Regions from separate parts of the Homo sapiens genome. Here region 1 is linked to region 2. A link is an interaction called in ENCODE POLR2A ChIA-PET data of the cell type or tissue named here. Cell type or tissue: OCI-LY7. All regions are shown on one strand. Links, peaks and the distances in the headings refer to the core of each region. The heading gives the core; the rest is flanking DNA.

What was found. Peaks named below come from ENCODE experiments on the same cell type or tissue, not always from the same donor. Only the 100,000 strongest peaks of a DNase experiment are listed, where the experiment ranks them.
Region 1: POLR2A ChIA-PET joins it to region 2 with 7 read pairs; 1 of 35 experiments calls an interaction of 5 or more read pairs at or near these places.

What each region holds. Positions count from the first base shown.
Region 1 is chr4:73,192,282-73,197,675 of GRCh38, reverse strand. The region is part of intron 1 of ANKRD17 (ankyrin repeat domain 17); the gene reads left to right. Among named protein-coding and RNA genes, the nearest start is that of ANKRD17, 64 kb to the left of the region's middle. In OCI-LY7, for the core only: no CTCF peak of the experiment used is centred there; no DNase peak of the experiment used is centred there; H3K4me3 peaks cover 440 bases; H3K27ac peaks cover 1,144 bases.
Region 2 is chr4:73,597,010-73,602,403 of GRCh38, reverse strand. It overlaps RASSF6 (Ras association domain family member 6), which reads left to right. Exons shown (of 11, transcript NM_177532.5): 3 at 3,686-3,764. Among named protein-coding and RNA genes, the nearest start is that of RASSF6, 21 kb to the left of the region's middle. In OCI-LY7, for the core only: no CTCF peak of the experiment used is centred there; a DNase peak (open chromatin) is centred at 3,053; H3K4me3 peaks cover 1,137 bases; H3K27ac peaks cover 4,591 bases.

The DNA.
Region 1 (5,394 bases), core at 306-5,305, 400 kb after region 2:
ATTTTTTTAATAGAGATGGGTCTTGCTATGTTGCTCAAGCTAGTCTCAAACTTCTGGCCTCAAGTTTATCCTTCCACCTCAGCTTCCCAAAGTGCAGGGATTACAGACATGAGCCATGGCACCTGGCCTTGAAAGTGCTTTTTACAGGATTCTCTTCTTTTAAAAGTGAAGACTTGGAATTTAATATGTCTTAAGTGTGCTAGTATTTGTATTACAATTGCTGTTTCTTTCTCTCAGAGTTCTGACTACAGAGTTGCGTAAGTATTGAGTAGAATGTCCCCAGCTCTGTTTTCTCCCTAAACTATATTATTTTAATGTGGTGTTTTACAGATTGGGAGGTTTATCACATTGCATTTATTGCATGATAGCACAGTTATCTGTATTGCTGTAAACATCACATAAGCCTTGATTTTCATAATGCAGACAGTATTCTCTATATGGCTGTAGGAATATAAGACTTCAGTGGTGTTTGCATAGTAACTCCTTTTTCACCTTCTACTACAAGAGCCCCTCTTGTAGCTGGGGAGTGCACCCACAAGATCTAACAGCTGTTTCAGAGCTGCTCATTTTAGAGTGATTGGTAGGGAGTTGGTGGCTCAGAGGTCCTAATCAGAATGTGTCCTGGGTTCTGAATGACTAGCAGACTATCATTAACCAAATAAATTATGGGATTTTGTCTTAATTATATACATATACATATACACACACATACACATACACATACATGTGTATATATTCCCTAAAACTTAATAAAGCTCAAATAATAAAATCAGATTTCTTAAGTATTCCAATTCCCTTTAAAATGTAAATCAGATTTTATAATTCTTTTGTTCAAAACTGTCCATTGGCTCCCATTTCACTTAAATCAAAAGCTAGTTTTTACAATAAGCTAAGATAGCAAACATTATTATCTATTTACTTATGAGTTACTTATGTAACTCAGCATCCAATAACACTGTAGGTGCTCAATAAAATAGTTGCTGAATGGATAACTTTCACTATTTGGATGAGATCCAACAGAAAAGAATACTCTTAGCTTGACAAACAATGGTAAACAGAAGTAACATTAGAACACTAGATCCTTGCTCACTTAAAATCAGACATAAGTATATGTTTGTGTGTGTGTGTAAATATAAACGTATATATGTATATAAACATACACATACGTGTATATATGGTACATATTTGAATTAAATGAAATATATCAGAATTTGTGGTACACGATTAAAGCTTAGGTCAGAAAAGAAGAAAGTTTTCAAATCAGCGATATAATAATTTCCAACTTAAGAAACTAGAAGAGCAAATTGAACCAAAGCAGGCAGAATGGAAGAAAGAATAAGATAAGAAAATCAATGAAATTAAAAGCAACAGAAACTAAGGCCAGGTGCAGTGGCTCATGCCTGTAATCCCAACACTTCGGGAGGCCGAGGTGGGCAGGTCACGTGAGGTCAGGAGTTTGAGACCAGCCTAACCATCATGGCAAAACCATCTCTACTAAAAATACAAAAATAAGCTGGGCATGGTGGCAGGCACCAGTAATCCCAGCTACTCGGGAGACTGAGGCAGAAGAATCACTCTGGGAGGCAGAGGCTGTAGTGAGCTGAGATTGCCACTGCACTCTAGCCTGGGCTACAGAGTGAGACTCCATCTCAAAAAAAAAAAAAAAAAAAAGAAACATGGTTCTTCGAAAGAATCATTAAATCTGCTAAAGCTCTAATCATACTAACAGAGGGAGAGAACATACAAATTATTAACACTGGCAGTGAAAAAATGTAATGTTGCCTCCCATCCCACCCATATACACTAAAAGGCTAACAGGGACTAATATCTGTTAGAGAAATTGTATTTCACATGAAAAATTCTTCAGCAGGCTGGGCACGGTGGCTCATGCCTGTAATCCCAGCACTTTGGGAGGCCAAGGTGGGCAGATCACGAGGTCAGGGGATTGAGACCATCCTGGCCAACATGGTGAAACCCCCTGTCTACTAAAAATGCAAAAATTAGCTGGGTGTGGTGGTATGCGCCTGTAGTCTCAGCTACTCGGGAGGCTGAAGCAGGAGAATAGCTTGAACCCGGGAGGCAGAGGTTGCAGTGAGCCGAGATTGTACCACTGCACGCCAGCCTGGTGACAGAGTGAGACTCTGTCTCAAAGAAAAAAAAAATCTTCAGCAAAGAAAACTCTTAAGTCTACATGACTTCGTGCACATATTACATGATATGTTAAAGGTAAAAATAATACTAATTCTTCACAAACTTTTACAGAAAATATATGATGAGGGATTACATTTCCACTCACATTATGAGACCAGCATTACCCTGATACCAAGACCAAGCAAAGATATTATAAGAAAAGAAAATTAAAACCAATATATATCATGAACATAGATAAAAAATCCTAATAGAATATTAGCAAACAGTCCAACAATATGTAAACAAGATAGCTCATCACCAAATGGTGTGTATCCTAGGAATATAAAGTTGGTTTAAATTGTTTAACGTTTACTGATCCATCAATGTAATTCACTATCAGCACACTCAAGAAAAAAAATTATAATCACAGTAGATACAGAAAAGGAACTTGACAAAATTCATCATCCACTGATAACAAAAAATTCTTAGCAAACTAGGAATATAAGAGAGTTACAATAATTAATCAGTGAGTTTAGCAACGTTTTCCATTCCTATATATTAGAAATGAACATTTGGAAAATGAAATTTTAAAAACGCACCAATTCTAATTGCACCAAAAAACATGAAACACTTAGGCATATATCTAATAAAGTATGTATGTAGTTTTTGTGCTGAAAACTAAAAAAAACAGTTAATGAGAGAAATAAAAAATGACCTAAATACATGAAAAAATATGTAGTATCTAGGCTTATGATTTATTTCAGGTTAATTTTTGCCTATGGTGGAAGGAGTAGGTTAAAGTCCCAAGCAATAGGTTGATAGCCAGATGTTTCAGCTGTATTACAGTATATGATATATACTACAATGTATAGTATATATATTTCCATGTATTTTTAAAAGTCAATACTGTTAAATGTAAATTCCCCCGAAAACAAGAGTATCAATGCAATCCCAATCAAAATCCCACCAGATCCTCTCCTTTTTTTAATTTACAAGCTTTTTAGTATCTATATAGAAAAGGCCCTATAATAACCAAAACGGTTTTGAAAAGCAAGAACTAAGTTGGAGAATTTAAAGATTTATTATAAAGCTAATCAAAACAGTGTGGCACATATATTAATGGATCAGAATAGTCTAGGGAAGATACATAATACTTGACAGAGATGCCAAGGCAATTCAATAGAGAAAATGTAGTCTTCTCAACAAATGATGCTGAAACGTTTGACTGTCAACCTATGTTTTGGAACTTCAACCTATTCCTTGGCACTATGTGCAAAAATTATCCTGACATTAATCATATGCCTCAATGTAAACAATGCAACTTCTAGAAGAGAACATAGAAAATCTGTGACTTTGGGTTAGATAGAAGTATTTTATATATGGCAAAAAACCACAAACATAAAATAACCCCCGATAATTTGGATTTCATTGAAATTAAAAACTTTTGTTCTTCAGAAGATACTAAAAAGAAAATAAAAAGACAAACTACTGGCTTGCAGAAAATATTTGCAAGCCATGTGTTTGATAAAGGACTTGTTTGGTATATATTAAGAATTCTCACAAATCAATATTGAGAAAACCCAATAAAAAGATGATTTTTTTGTTGTTGTTTTTGAGACAAGGTTTCACTCTGTCACCCAGGCTAGAGTGCAGTGTCGCAATCATGGGTCACTGCAGCCTCAACCTCCTGGGCTCAAAGGATCCTCCTGCCCCAGCCCCGAGTACTTGGGACCACAGGTGTGCACCACCACGCCTGGCTAGTTTTTGTATTTTTTGTGGAGATGGGATTTTGCCACGTTGACCAGGGCTGTTGCAGAACTCCTAGGCTCAAGCAATCAGCCCACCTTGACCTCCCAAAGTGCTCCAATTGCAGATGTGAGCCTCAGGGACCCAGCCAGGAAAAGGTTTTAACAGATACTTTATTGAAGATTTGCTGATGGCAAATAAACACAAGATAAAGGTGTTCAACACCATTAATTAGCCATTAGGGAAAAGCAGAGTAAAACTACAAAGGGGGGAAAAGCCAGAAGATACCAAAAGCTAGTGAGAATATGTAGCAACTGGAACTTTCATATATTGCAGGTAGGAATGTATAGTGGTGTCACGTAAAAGTCTGGCAGTATTTTATAAATTTAAACATACACTTCTCATATGACCTGTCCTCCTCTTATGTACGTATTTAAGAGAAGTGAAACCATGCCTGCATAAAGTAGTGTATTTAAATGTTCATTAGCTGGTGAATAACCAAACAAATTGTGATACATCCATATGATGAAGTACTGTTCACCATTAAAAAGAAATGAACTGATGCATGCTACAACATTTATGAATCTCACAAGCATTATGTGTTTGAGAAAGAAGCTACATTCAGAAACCTGTGATTCCATTCATTCTGGAAAGGAAAAAATGAAAGTAACAGAAAAGTCATGATTGTTAGAGGCAAAAGGTAGTGGTACATGATTGCCTACAAATGGACAGGACAAATTTTTGAGTGTTAAAATACTGTGTATCTTAATTGTAGATTATATATTTTTCAAAATTCGTAGATTTGTACCACGAAAAAAGGGTGAATTTTACTCTAAAGTATACTTCAATAAACCTGATTTTCAAAAGGAAGGAAAAAGAATTAAAAGAAAAAGAATTAAAAGAAGAGAACATAATATGTTCCTGATTTTACTTATCTTGAGAAAACGAGCAGTTGCTTTAACTAATTCTTACAATATTTTATTTTGTTGCCAAAACTTTTTCTTTCATTTAAAAAGAATGAGGTTGCATATGCATACTTTCAGATGAGTTACATGTACCAGCAAGTTAATCCTATATATCTCAAGACAATACAAATTGTTATGATAGCTCTTTCAGAATTTATTCTAGAAATATGTAAATGGTTGGGTGATTCTTTATATTTTTGTTTGAAAGTCTAAAGAAGTTGTTTTTTCTCATTAATTGTTTGCTAAAAATCACGGTAGAAAACTGCATTTTTTTTTTAAGGTAAGCAATATAGAAGGGTATGGAGTAAGTAAAAAGGTACAATTCTCTCTTTGATTTCATTCTTTGATTACCACTGTTAATAACTTGGGTTTACCCATCTTGAAATTTTTTGTGTACATTCTTGCACATGTGTATATGCTTTATTTTGCTTTTTAAGTCAACTTAAATAGGTACATACCATGTTTTTGTTTTTGTTTTTGTTTTTTTTGCTTCAGGCTGCTTTTTTCCACCTAACAATGTGAAGATCATTCTGCATCAATATTAATGTATCCA
Region 2 (5,394 bases), core at 196-5,195:
GGCACATTTGTTCACCTTTCCGTGGAACATCAGCCTCATTTCTGCACCTCTACCACACTAGTGTTGCAGTGGTCTCACTCATCTTGCTGGCTCTATCTTGTCTCGTACTGAAATCTATCTTTCACATTCTACCTAGTGATCCTTAGTATCATCATGTCTTTCACCTGCCTAGAATCTTCAATAGCTGCCCATTGCCTGCGAAGTGAATTCCAAGTTTCTTAAAATGGTTCACGGGGCTCATTCATTGCTCAGCATTCCCCATTTTACATGTTGCATTCTTGGAATCCCAACTCTTGAGTTTTTTTCTGTGAACTATAGAAATAGCTACATGTCCCTTTTCATGTTGTTTCTTTGCCAGGTAAACTCTTTACATTCTTCTTTTCCTGTTTAATTCTCACCAACCAAGGTTCACCGTAGGCAACATCTATTCCTTAAAGCTCTCACCCACCCTCCCAGCATGACTGAGGCCTCTTGACTGTGCTCACACAGCAACTGTATCATGTTCAATAAATGACCTTCTGTGGGATGGTGTAATGTGAATAGACACAGATGATCAACTTAACAGTAATTCTTCACCTTGCTGTTCCCCTAATGCCAAGTTAAATTAGAATGTTACAGACATACATTGTATTTTCAAGGTTATATTAGACATATTGTTTCATCAGGTACATAAACTAATCATCTTCAAAAGTTTCTCTGGTAAGGTGTACACACGATTAAAAGAAATGTTTGGACAACATTCACCATTGCTATAATTTGTTCAGGCAACTTCTAAATTTTCTTTTCTAATTCCTTGCTTTGTATTGCACCACTAATTTACCTAATTTTACTCCAATACTTTAGTTTACTGAGCTCTAATCTTCAACACTCCAAAATCCTTCAAAATCCAATTAATAATCAAAAAGATTCTACTCATGGTGAGAAAAATACTTCTATGGTATCCAGCTACCCTGTATTACACAGTGGATTACAGATTGGAAGACTTTCTCTGCGAAGAGCCAGATTAGAAATATTTCAGGCTCTGTAGGTCATATGATTTCTGTTACAACTACTCATCTCTGCAGTTATAACAGAAAAACAGACATAGACAATGAGCAGACAAATTAGTGTGGTGATATTCCAATACAACTTTGTTTACAAAAACAGGCAGCCTGGGACCACCATCTGCCAACTCCTTATGTCATTTGTAGACTTATTTCAGTTGAGGATTTAGTCAGGCTCTATTCAGGTTCAGAAACATTTTCCAACTGCACATGATCCTGAAGTAAACACTTTAAAGGCTGCTCATACTCTACTATGTAATGTACTTTTATCAGAAGCAGAAGCTGAGGGAATAAGATTATGTAAGGCTCCATTTGCTTTCATAACAACTCTCACAGCTCAGCATATCAGGAGTTGCATCCCAAGTGTCCCTGAAGTTTCTTTACAGTAAAATTTCTTTATGGTGAAATTTCTTAATAGTGTTCTGGCACTAAACAATGAGTGCTATAAATCATGTTCATGTTCTTGGCCAGTAGTATAATTTTTAGGAAATATCCTATGACAATGACCCCAGGAGAACAAAATCAGTGTGACCAATGATATTTAGAAGAGACATGTTCATTAACATTAAAAATGGAAAGTAATCCATTTGGGAAATGAACCAACAGTATGGAGGACTTCAGGAGGATCTTTTTATGGCAATTGTGTGAAGTGTATTGATCCTTGGAAACGTACACCTTGAAAATTACAAGTGAGAAAAAGCCAATGGCAACATACATGCTTACCTGATTTCAAACATGTAACAGTCAGTATATATAAATTCTGTCATTCAATATTCAGTATTTATTGAAGAAGAGCCTACTGTGAGCAAGTTTCTGCTCTGAGAACCAGGAACACAGGAGTGAATAAAGTGGACCAAACTCCCTGCCCTCTCATTTTCTTATGAGACAGAGACAGATATTGAGGATCAAAGGGATTTTAGCAATTGAAATACTTGGAATTTTAATATCATGACTTGTTGGGTCTTTTTTTTTTTTATAAAACCGCTTATATGAGAAAGCTTTTCTTCCTTTGTTTATTGTTGTTTAGGCAATGAATATTTCCCGATAATTTTAGTCAACCAGAATTTGTCCTGCTATGTACCAAGTACTCTTCCAGGCACAGGATACAGTGTGAACAAAATGCATACATACCCCTGCCCTGTTGGAGCTACATTCAATGGAGGAGACAGAACATAAGGAAATAAGTAAAATATATAGAAGTTGACTCAGGGACAGGGGCAGAGGAGAAAATCAAGATATGAAATGCTGGGAGAAGGTGAACTTTTAGATTGGGTGATCAGGAAGGACTTCTTGAGAAGATGACTTTTGATTAAATAATTAAAGAAGATGAATGAGCTGGCAAGGTGAACGTTTGGGGGAATATCATTCTGGGCAGAGGGATCAGCAAGTGCAAAGGCCCCAAGATGAGAATCTGTCTGGAGTGGCCAAGGAACACCAGGGAGGCTGGTGGTTGCATGAAGTGAGGGAAGGGTGGGAGGAAATGAGATGAAAGAGGTAACAGAAGACCAGTTGCATCCAGCCTTTTAAGCCATTGTAAGGATGTTGGCTTTTAATCTGAAAAACAAGAAGACATTGAAGAGTTCTGAGCAAAGAGGAGAGATGGTCAGGTTTGCATTAAAACAGTTTCTGCTGTTGAGAGTAAACAACAGATACAGGGAGGCTTTTAGGAGGCTGCTGCAATAATCCAAGTGAGAAATGATGATCATCTCAAGAGGAGCATCTCAAGACATAGAGACACTGAGAGAAAGATAGAATAGAGGTATGGTAAGAGCCAGTGTTCCCACTGCCAGGGCCCACCTGCCACAAAGGGTGAGATAAGTCAGGAGCATTCCTTACCACAGCTGTTTTCCCAGTGGGAGACACAGGGAGGAGTTTCCAGGCAAGAAAGCGCTGAGTCACTCACCAGCACATCTGGTCTCAGATCTTGATACCCAGCTAGAAGGGCGGAAAGGTAGAGGGCTCCTCCCCTACAAACTTTCCTGGCCAAAGTCGGCCATTGTCAGCTGTGTGGGGCAGGCCAGGAGAGAAGCTCCCCTGCCACAGTAACAATGAGCCTTTGCTTACTGTTGCTTCACCCAGCCAGCTGGGATCTTTGACTTCTGTGGTTGCCTTTAATAGTCTAAACAGCCCCGGCAAGTAGGACAGATCACCTTCATTTCACAGCTGTGGAAATTCAGGGATACTAAGTGACTTACACAAGGGAACACAGATTTGGAGAGTTGGGGCACTGGTGTCCCATCCCATGCCCTGGGGACACAGGAGGGAGTAGTGTATAGAGAGATGGTATCAGCCACACACCAGTGCTTAATTTAGGTTGGTTAAAAATGTTGAAATACAAAAAGGAATATGAAACCAAATTCCTGTTTCGTGGCTGCCTCCTGCTACAGAACACTGTTCTCACCATTTTTGTCCTCAGTCATTTCCCACCTTTGGTTATTTATTTATGAATTAGCAACTTCAACATTTGCTGATATTTTAAGAATGCTTCCACTTCCAATGACTTATGTTAAGTTAAAGTGACAGAACAGTAAAGATTCCATTAAACTATTTCTTTCTATCTCATACCTTTATGAAAGTACCATTATCACCTTTTACGTTAAAAACTCTAAGACTGATTGTAATTAATTTTTTTTTATTTTTAGGGAACAACTTAATTCTTTATTGAAGACCTATAACATTTTTTATGAGAACCAGAAAAATCTGCATATTTTATATGGAGAGGTAAGCCCACTGAAGAAAGGCAATCCGGTGTTATTCACACACACACATGCGTGCACACACACACACACACAATTCTGGAAGAAACAGGTGAAAGTTTAACTTGATTATGATTCTTTTAGACTTGGGCTTGGAACACTTGTGACTTTCTAAGCATTTTTGAGATAGAAAAGCATTTAAAAATTTTAATGACATATTTTCTTTCTATTTTAAAAATAGAATATGAATATTTTAACAGCATTTACACTGAAAATCTATCACAATACTTTCTTACAAATGCGTCAGAATGTATATAGAAAGATATTCATTGTGATGTCATTTGTAATGCAGAAAATTGAAGACATCTCTATCAATTAGGGATTATTCAAATAAATTATGATGCATCTGTAATGTCAAATTTGATTTGGGTTTTAAAATGAATGCATTAGATTCCAATAGATGTGCACTATATCAAAATAATAAAAATTTTGAAATATTAAAGAAAGAATTCAGGAAAGTCCTGAAGCTAGAAAGCATTTTTCTAACTTTTAAGTTCAGGGGTACAAGTGCAAGTTTGTTACATAGGTAAACATGTGTCATGGTGGTTTGTTGTACAGATTATTTCTTCACCCAGCTATTGAGCCTAGTACTCATTAGTTATTTTTCCTGGTCCTATCCCTCCTCCCAAATTCCACCCTCTGATAGGCCTCAGTGTCTGTGGTTCCCCTCTATGTGTCCATGTGTGCTTATCCTTTAGCTCCCACTTATAAGTGAAAGCAAACAGTATTAGGTTTTCTATACCTGCATCAGTTTGCTAAGAATGATGGCCTCTAGCTCCATCCCTGCAAAGGACATGGCCTTGTTCTTTTTTATGGCTGCATAGTATTCCATGGTGTACATGTACCACATTTTCTTTATCCCATCTATCATTAATGGGCATTTAGGTTGATTCCATGTGCTTGCTGTTATAAATAGTGCTGCAATGAACATATGTGTGAATATGTCTTTATAATAAAATGATTTATTCTCCATTGGGTATATACCCAGTAATGGGATTGCTGGGTCAAATGGTGTTTCTGTCTTTAGGTCTTTGAGGAATCAACACACTGTCTTCCTCAATGATTAGATTAATTTACACTCCCCAGCAGTGTATAAGGGTTCCTTTTTCTCCACAACCTCACCAGCATCTGTTATTTTTTGACTTTTTAATAATAGACATTCTGACTGGTGTGAGATGGTATCTCATTGTGGTTTTGATTTGCATTTTTCTAATGATCTGTTATGTAGAGCTTTTTCATATGATTGCTGGCCACATGTATGTCTTATTTTAAGAAGTGTTTGCTCATGTCCTTTGCCCACTTTTTAATGGGGTTGTTTGGTTTTTTCCCTTGTAAATTTGTCTAAGTTCCTTGTAGATGCTGAATGTTAGATCTTTGTCAGATGCATAGTTTGCAAAAATATTCTCCCATTCTGTAGATTGTCTGTTTACTCTATTGATAGTTTCTTTTGCTGTACAGAAGCTCTTTAGTTTAATTAGATCCCATTTGCCAATTTTTGGTTTTGTTGCAATTGCTTTTGGCATCTTCATCATGAAATCTTTGCCCATGCCTGTGTCCTGGATGGTATTACCTAGTTATCTTCCAGTGTTTTTGTA